2 separate regions of the Homo sapiens genome follow, and region 2 is linked to region 1. Evidence: chromatin loops called from intact Hi-C (ENCODE). Cell type or tissue: heart left ventricle. All regions are shown on one strand. Links, peaks and the distances in the headings refer to the core of each region. The heading gives the core; the rest is flanking DNA. Region 1 holds the start of LOC124904626 (a long non-coding RNA gene). Region 2 overlaps INSR (insulin receptor).

What was found. Peaks named below come from ENCODE experiments on the same cell type or tissue, not always from the same donor. Only the 100,000 strongest peaks of a DNase experiment are listed, where the experiment ranks them.
Region 2: it touches region 1 in a loop (2.3-fold over the local background); 13 of 110 quality-filtered maps call a loop at or near these places.

The regions. Positions count from the first base shown.
Region 1 is chr19:7,196,434-7,200,824 of GRCh38, forward strand. All of the region lies in intron 2 of INSR (insulin receptor), which reads right to left. LOC124904626 (a long non-coding RNA gene) reads left to right here and starts at 3,151. Exons shown (of 2, transcript XR_007067111.1): 1 at 3,151-3,283. RefSeq lists enhancers at 903-1,102, 915-1,751 and a silencer at 1,583-2,212. In heart left ventricle, for the core only: no CTCF peak of the experiment used is centred there; DNase peaks (open chromatin) are centred at 958 and 1,748; H3K4me3 peaks cover 2,374 bases; H3K27ac peaks cover 3,472 bases.
Region 2 is chr19:7,244,739-7,249,129 of GRCh38, forward strand. All of the region lies in intron 2 of INSR (insulin receptor), which reads right to left. Among named protein-coding and RNA genes, the nearest start is that of INSR, 47 kb to the right of the region's middle. In heart left ventricle, for the core only: no CTCF peak of the experiment used is centred there; no DNase peak of the experiment used is centred there; H3K27ac peaks cover 925 bases.

The sequences.
Region 1 (4,391 bases), core at 179-4,178:
AGCTTGAAACGACATCAAAACAAAAAGCGACCAATTTGTCCAAAGCAAGGTTAAAAGCCAGAGAAATAGGAGACGCAGCGCTGCATTGTTAAATGACTTGCGCACAAAAATCCAGTCACTCTGACACTTTTTTGTTTGCCTCCCTTTTAAAGTTCAAATTAGTTTGGGTTTTTCTTAATTAAGAAGGTATGTGATAAAAAACAAAACAGAAAATACAGAAACCACCATTAAATGATTCGATAGCTCCACATATGTTAATAACATTTTGTTACATTCTTTCCAAAGCTTAAAACTTTCCGAAGTTTAAAAAAAACTTAAAAAAAAAAAGTTTAAAAACCTTTCCAAAGTTTAAAAAAAAAATACTCAAGATTTATGATTCCAAAAATTACTGCTTTCCAGAAATTTCCAAACGGAACAGTTGCGTCATGGGCCTGCTGGTACATTGACCACAGGGCCCCGCGGCTCTCCCTATAAGTGTGAGTTTTATAAACTCCTTAAAGTAATTTATTTTGTTTCCATTCAAGGCCTTTCTCTCCCACACTGGCCCCAGACCCTGACCTCAGAGGTTCGAGTCCCCGGAGCCAAATTCCTCTAGTTGGAATCTAGTAAATGATTTAATGGCAAAGGGGCAGGGGTTGGGGGCAGCCAAGGAGGTGAACTTTTGACAGCTTCGTGGTCAGCAGCGACGACCGCAGGAGCGCGTGTCCTTGAAGCGGGGAAGCGCCCCTTTTCCTTGCCTGACAATACCGCCCCACACGCGATGACGCCTTTGGAATAGAACTGCGCAGCTCTTTGGAGACATACGGCGCATATAGAGGCTAGAAAGGGAACAGAGTACCAGAGGGCCTTCCCGCTTCGGGAGCCGCAGGCTTCTTCTCTTCGGAGAGAGAGTGAGTGAGTGAGTAAGCGAGTGAGTGAGTGAGTGGGGAGGGAGTGAGTCCGTCCACGGGGGCGGGCCCTCTCCATGCTGCGGATCTCTTAGGAGATATACTGCGCACGCAGAGGCCCGGAAGGAGGCGGGGTCCCAGGGGTCTCCTCGCTAGAGCAGCCCCAGGATTGGCAGGTTCCAGAGTGGGAGTGGGGGTGTGTGTGTGTGTGTGTGTGTGTGTGTGTCAGGTTCCAGAGTGGGAGTGTGTGTGTTTGGGTGTGTGTGTGTGTGTGTGTGTCAGATTCCAGAGTGGGAGTGTGTGTGTGTTTGGCAGGTTCCAGAGTGGGAGTGTGTGTGTGTGTTTGGCAGGTTCCAGAGTGGGAGTGTGTGTGTGTGTTTGGCAGGTTCCAGAGTGGGAGTGTGTGTGTGTGTGTGATTGGCAGGTTCCAGAGTGGGAGTGTGTGTGTGTGTGTGTGTGTGTCCCCAGGATTGGTCGGTTCCAGAGTGGGAGAGAGAGCGAGAGAGAGAGAGAACGAGAGAGAGAGAGAGAGAACGAGAGAGAGTGTGTGCGCGTGTGTGTCTGTGCAGCCCCAGGATTGGTCGGTTCCAGAGTGAGAGTGTGTGTGTGTGTGTGTGTGTGTGTGTGTCCCCATGGTGGGAGTGTGTGTGTGTCCCCATGGTGGGAGTGTGTGTGTGTCCATGGTGGGCGAGCGTGTGTGTGTGTCCATGATGGGCGTGTGTGTGTGTCTGCGTGTGTGCCCGTGTCTGCGTGTGTGCCCATGGGGGCGAGGGAGGGAGCCCTAGGCGCTCAAGGCTCCGCCCCCTCGAGCCGGAGGCCTCAGCGCAGCACAAAGCCCGGGGCGCACTCCGCTCCGGGGAATCCGGCCCCGGCGGTTGCGGCGGCCGCAGCGCCGCCCTCGCGCTCAGCCAATGGGCGGGCGTGCTGCAGGGGCGCTGGCCCCGCCCCCCGGGTGCGCCGGGCTCCGCTCCCCAGACTGGCGCTCGGGCAGTGGCCGCCGCCGGGCGGTCCCGGCCAGAGGAAAGGGCGCCCTGGGAGGGCCCCTCGTGGCTGCAGACCCCGCAGGTCGAGTCTGCCACGGATGGAACTTTGGAAAAAGCTAGGGAAAAGGAGAAACCGAGCTTGCAAGGGCTCATCAAGCATCCACCGGGGTGGCTTAGGCTGCGCGCGGCGCTGGGCGTGTGCCCGGGAGGAGATCGGGTCACCGCGTGGCAGCTCCCGGGACTGCCGAGGGGCCCCCTGACCCCAGGCCTCCCTCGGGAGGGGTCCAGAAAGGTGCAGCGGCTCACTAGGGTCACACAGCAAAATTCCTCACATTGCAGGGGGGGAGGGTCCGCATCTCCGAACTCGCCGGGCCAGTGCACCCTCTATTCTCACCCACCACTCACCCAGAAAACGAGAACCATACTCATAAATACATTCTTAAAATCCACAGGCTACGTTTTTGGGGTAACCTCCAGCCAGTATTCCGCATGCATTTGAAAACTTGTGTGTCCCCATTGAATTTGCAGTTCCAGTAAACCAAGGCAGCGAGTGGACATTCTCATTTAACATTCACCCCCATAAATACACTTTTTTTGGGGGGGGGGTCTCACTCTGTCGCCTCAGGCTGGAGTGCAGTGGTGTGATCATCGCCCACTGCAGCCTCAAACTCCTGGGCTCAAGCCATCCTCCCACCTCAGCCTCCCGAGTAGCTGGGACTACAGGCGTGCATCACTATGCCTGGCTAATTTTTTCTATTTTTTTGTAGACATGGGGACTCGTTGCCCAGGCTGGTTTAGAACTCCTGGCCTCAAGTGATCCTCTTGCCTCAGTCTACCAAAGTGTTGGGATTACAGGCATGAATACACTTTAAAGTGTGTAATCTGTTTGCAGCACACACGGTCCAATCCATCAATGAGGTCATATTAACTCAATTATTCAAGCAATCATCACCATTAGAATTGGAGAAACCGAGGCATAGAGGGGCTACTTTGCCAATAACCAGCTCTGCCAGAACTCGAATCCAGGTCTCCCAGAGAGACCAGGAGAGGGTGTGGTATGGAGTTTGGGGGAGTGGGAGTTTGTTTGATTTTTTAAATTTGTTTGTTTGTTTGAAACAGGGTCTTACTCTGTGGCCCAGGCTGGAGTGCAATGGAGCCATCATAGCTCACTGCAGTCTAGGACTCCTGGGCTCAAGTGATCCTTCCGCTTCAGCCTCCCAAGGAGCTAGGACTACAGGAGAGTGCCACTGCGACAGCTTTTTTTTTTTTTTTTTTTTTTGAGAGCGGGTCTCTCTATGTTGCCTAGGCTGGTCTCAAACTCCTGGCTTCAAGCAATCCTCCCACTTTGGCTCCCCAAAGCGCTGCCATCACAGGCGTGAGGAACCCAGCCTGGCTGTAACACGGCATCACACTGTGAGTTATGTTTACCTGTTCCCTACCTCGACCCACCCAGATCTGACACCCTCTTGGCATTGGAATGCAGAAATGAATGGAGACCCTGTCCCTGCCCTCCCAGTATGCACGAGACACATACGCCCCGTGAAGGGAAAGATGTGTCTGTCTTGCTTATTACAGCATCCCAGAGCCATACACACAGTAGGTGCATAATAAATCTTGTAGGAAAAAAAAAATGCAACGGAGGGGCGGGGATTAGGTGACTGTCCCTTTATCACAGCAGGAGAGGAACAGTACATGCAAATGTGTGAATCACTCGGGCTATGTTCAGAGAACTATAAACAGTTCAGAGTTGATGAAGGGCAAAGTACAGGATGAGAGGAATAGAAGATTAGACCAGAGAGGAAAGACAGGGAACCAAGGGGCTTGGACTTTACCCCACAGCAGAAGCCAAAGAAAGATGTCAGGCAGAAAGAACACCATCGGATTCACATTTGGGGGTCATTTTTCTGGCTTATGGTAGATGGATGAGGAAGTTGAGAGGCAGAGGAAACAGAAAAGAAGAGGCTGGCTTCTGAAGCCATCGGGGAGGTGGAGGTGTCAGGACTTACCTGCTGGATGACGCCCAACTTTCCACCTTGGGCAACTGGATACAACTCACGAGAGAAACAGCAAACCAAAAAGACAGGTGCTCACATGTGGACAATCTGGGTTTGAGGTGTGGAGTTCAAGATATAGAGGCTGCACTTTGGAGGCTGAGGTGGGAGGATTGCTGGAGCCTAGGAGTTCAAGACCAGCCTGGGCAACAGAGCAAGACCTTATCTCTTTAAAAAAATAATAAATAAAAAATTAAAAATTAGCTGGGCATGATGATACACAAGTGTAGTTCCAGCTAATGGGGAGGCTGAGGCAGGAGGATTGCTTGAGCCTAGGAGTTCAAGACCAGCCTGGGCAACATAGCAAGACCTCATCTCTATTTCTTAAAAAAATTAAAGATTAAAAAAAATAAAACTTAGCTGGGCATGATGACACATGATTGTAGTTCCAGCTACTTGGGAAGCTGAGGCAGAAGGATTGCTCGAGTCCAGGAAGTTGAGGCTGCAGTGAGCTAGGATCACGCCACTGC
Region 2 (4,391 bases), core at 310-4,309, 48 kb after region 1:
ACTCCAAGAACCGTTTTATATTTTCTCATATTGAAAATCAGTCAGATTTGCTTCAGCCTCAAAGAACATGTTTATGTAAAATTAAAGGAGTGCTGGCAGCGAGCTGCACTTTTTTTCCTCTGGGAAATGGGTTATGTTTTTAATTAAATTTTTAAATCAATATCTCAATGGGTTTTTTTGTTTTTGTTTTTGCTTTTTTTTTTTTTTTTTTTTTCAAGATGGAGTCTCGCTCTGTCGCCCAGGCTGGAGTGCAGTGGCATGATCTCGGCTCACTGCAAGCTCCGCCTCCCAAGTTCACGCCATTCTCCTGCCTCAGCCTCCCGAGTAGCTGGGACTACAGGTGCCCACCACCATGCCCGGCTAATTTTTTTGTATTTTTAGTAGAGACAGGGTTTTACCGTGTTAGCCAGGATGGTCTCGATCTCCTGACCTCGTGATCCACCTGCCTCGGCCTCCCCAAGTGCTGGGATTACAGGCGTGAGCCACCGCGCCCAGCCCTCAATGGGTTTTATATGAGAGTGAGAGGAGGGAAATATTTAGTTCAACCAGAAAAGGAAACACTCTTCTAAAAGGTGTAATAGGGAAAAAACTAGATTTGCCACTTTATAAAGCATGTTCTTACCAGGCATGAGCTTGTAGTCCCAGCAACTTGGAGGCTAAGGAGGATCACTTGCACCCAGGAGTTTGAGTCCAGCCTAGGCAACACAGTGAGCCCCCATTCTTTTTTTGAAGACAGAATCTCGCTCTGTCACCCAGACTCAAGTGCAGTGGCACAATCTCGGCTCATTGAACCTCCACCTCCCAAGTTCAAGCAACTCTCCTGTCTCAGGTTCCCAAGTAGCTGGGACTACAGGCATGTGCCACCATGCCCGGCTAATTTTTGTATTTATAGTAGCGGGGTTTCACTGTGTTGGCCAGGCTGGTCTCGAACTCCTGACTTCAAGTGATCCAGCCACCTCGGCCTCCCAAAATGCTGGGATTGCAGGCATGAGCCACCACGCCCAGCCGAGCCCCACTTCTTTAAAAACAAAACGACAACAAAAACAAAACTAAAAAAACACATATTCTAAATCTATAAACAGTATGGTACTGGGATAAGATTAAGACACAGAGGACTTGAAATAGAATTGATATCCCAAAAGCAAATTCATGGTTTTGGTTGAATTTAATACCTGATGAAGAAAACATCAAGAATTACTGGGGAAGGAATTGGTTATTCAACAAGTGGAATTCATAAAGTTAAATTCCTACTCAAAAAAAAATCATTTAATGTCCTCAGTCACACCATACACAGTCCTGATGTCCAATTGAGCTCCAAATTCTGATTAAAATGTTATTGTACTCATGAACCTAAAATAAGAGGTTTTTAAAAAAATGTTTTATGAGCCCCACTGTTTCCCACTCCAGGGTTCTTTGGCAGATGGCAAACAGGGCCACAAATTCTTCCTCTTCCATCAACAGGTAAAGACTATATTCTCCCTTTCCCTCCCAGCTCACCTTAGCCAATGGGATGTTAGCACACAAGATGCAAACAGAAACTCAAAAGGCACTTTTGTACTGGAAATTGATCTCTTGCCACTCTTGGAACGCTGAGACTATCATGTAATCTAAGCCCAAACTAGCCAACTGGAGGATGAGCAGCTACAGGGAAGAAAACCAAGGCCTCCCAGCTGACAGCCAGCACCAACCACCAGACATGTGAGTGAGGCCATGCTAGACCATCCAGCTACCAGACAACCCACTGGTTGATCCCAGACATGAGAGAGAAAAGAGCCTGTGTTTGTGGTCAGCTGGTGGGTCTAAACAAGAAAACTTGCCCAGCGACCCAAAGAATCATGAGCTAAGTACATGATTGTTGATTAAGCCATTACGTTTCAGAGTAGTTTGTTACACAGCAAAAGTTAGCTGATAAAAGTTCCATGATTGAACGTGGATACAACAAGTTCCCAGTTTTATGTTTCAGGGTGGTTTGTTACACAGCAAAACTAGCTGATACAAGCTCCATGATTGAACTTGGATACAACAAGTTCTAAGTTCTATGTTTCAGGGTGGTTTGTTACACAGCAAAAATTAGCTGATACAAACTCCATGACTGAACTTGGATACAACAAGTTCCAAGTTGTATGTTTCAGGGTGGTTTGTTACACAGCAAAAGCTAGCTGATACAAGCTCCATGAATGAACTTGGATACAAGTTCCTAGTTCTATGTTTCAGAGTGGTTTGCTACACAGGAAAAGCTAGCTGATACAAGCTCCATGATTAAACTTGAATATAAATTCCAAGGTCTGTGTTTCAGAGTGGTTTGCTACACAGCAAAAGCTAGCTGATTCAAGCTGAGAGCCCTGTGTTGCCCCAGTTAACACACTGCCCCCACCTCATGGCTTAAGTGAATCCAAATAGATTCCCATTACTGGCATTCATGTGTTGACTGAGACACTCAGTGCTGAGCCAGGAAGACAAACTCAGGCTGGGGTTCTCTCCCACGGCCCCTTCCCCATCCTTAATCCACTTCCTCCAAACCCACACCCATTTTACTCCACTTAAGCTGCAATGCACTGTTCTCTGTTCCCAGAGAGGAGAAGCCAGGAAGGAGCTGACACATTCCTCATTCTTGGTGACCCACAGACAAGACACTCTGAGCCCCGGTCAACACACCTACTCCTTCCTTGTTCCTCTTCTCGATTAGATGTACCTATAATAGCCTCTTTGTTGTGATCAACTTTCCCAAGCCACTCCTTCCTCTCTATTCCAGGGACTCTCAAGGGGTGGAGAGGTTGAAAAAACATTCAACGGTATATTTTATATTTAGAGGAAAAAAGAACAAACTCCAAGTAGGGAAGAGGAACTGGATTTTTATTTTTATCGAAAGAGGGGATATACCAGTTCAAAGCTGAGGAAAACCTTGGAGACTGGTTCCCTTATCATGTCCTCATGATAGAAGAAAAAACAGACATTCAGAAAAGCTAGACAATTTGCCCAAGGTCACAAAACAGATATAGGCTTCAAATGCAGGCCTGTCTGACTCCAGAACAATCTTTCATCATGGAATGAAAAGTTCTAAGGCAGAGGTACCCAATACAAGTTTTTGCAGTGATAGCAACATTGTCTGTCTGCATTGTCTAAATATGGTGAGTACAACTGAGGGACAAATATCTAATTTTAATGAATTTCTACTTAAATTGCCACATGTGGCTGTGGCTGGCAGAGCTACCTTAGTGGACAGCGTCATTCTAGAATTTCACTAAGTTGGTTCTATATCACTACCAAAAGCAGGACCCAGACAGGTGCAGTGGCTCATGCCTATAATTCCAGAACTTTGGGAAGCCAAGGCAGGAGGATCACTTGAGCCCAGGAGTTCAAGACCAACCTGGGCAACACAGCAAGACTCCATCTTTTATTTTTTATTTTTTATTTTTTTATTTTTGGAGACAGGGTCTCGCTCTGTCACCCAGGCTGGAGTGCAGTGGCATGATCTTGGCTCACTGCAGCCTCAACCTCCCAGGCTCAAGCAATCCTCCCACCTCAGTCCCCCAGGTAGCTGGGACTACAGGCGTGCACCACCGCGCCTGGCTAATTTTGCAAAAATATTTTTTAAAAATTAGTCAGGCACGGTGGTTCATGCCTGTAGTGCCAGCTACTTGGGAGGCTGAGGTGGGAGGATCACTTAAGCCTGAGAGGTTGAGGCTTCAGTGAGGTGTGATTACATCACTGCACTCCAGCCTGGGCGACAGAGGGAGACCCCATCTCAAAAAAAAAAAAAAAAAAAAAAAGCATGACCCTCAACATACATACCCACCCACCCAGAAGAAGTGGCAACTGAAAGATTTCAGAAAGACTTTAAGGGACAAATAGCATGAGGAAAATGAAGTTATGAGTAAACCTGGGAAAGCCCTTCATAAATATTCTAATGTCCTCTAAAATACAGTAGACAACCCACGCCATTCGACACTTAACTGAGTTAGCAAGAACAAGTTCTGAAGAATGGATTATCCTGGACTATTCCCGGTTGGCCAGAATTTTTTTTTTTTTTTTTTTTTGAGACGGAGTCTCACTCTGTTGCCCAGGCTGGAGTGCAGTGGCGTGATCTTGGCTCACTGCAAACTCTGCCTCCCAGGTTCAAGCGATGGTCTCCTGCCTCAGCCTCCCACGTAGCTGGGACTACAGGCATGCGCCACCACGCCCAGCTAATTAAGTATTTTTAGTAGAGACAGGGTTTCTCCATGTTGATCAGGCTGGTCTCGAACTCCCCACCTCAGATGATCCGCCCACCTCGGCCTCCCAAAATGCTGGGATTACAGGCGTGAGTTACTGCGCCCATGTCCCCCAGTATCTTTTGAAGCCATCCTTTCAAAACTAAAAGTCTGTGAAGAATTACACTTTCCTCTGAACTA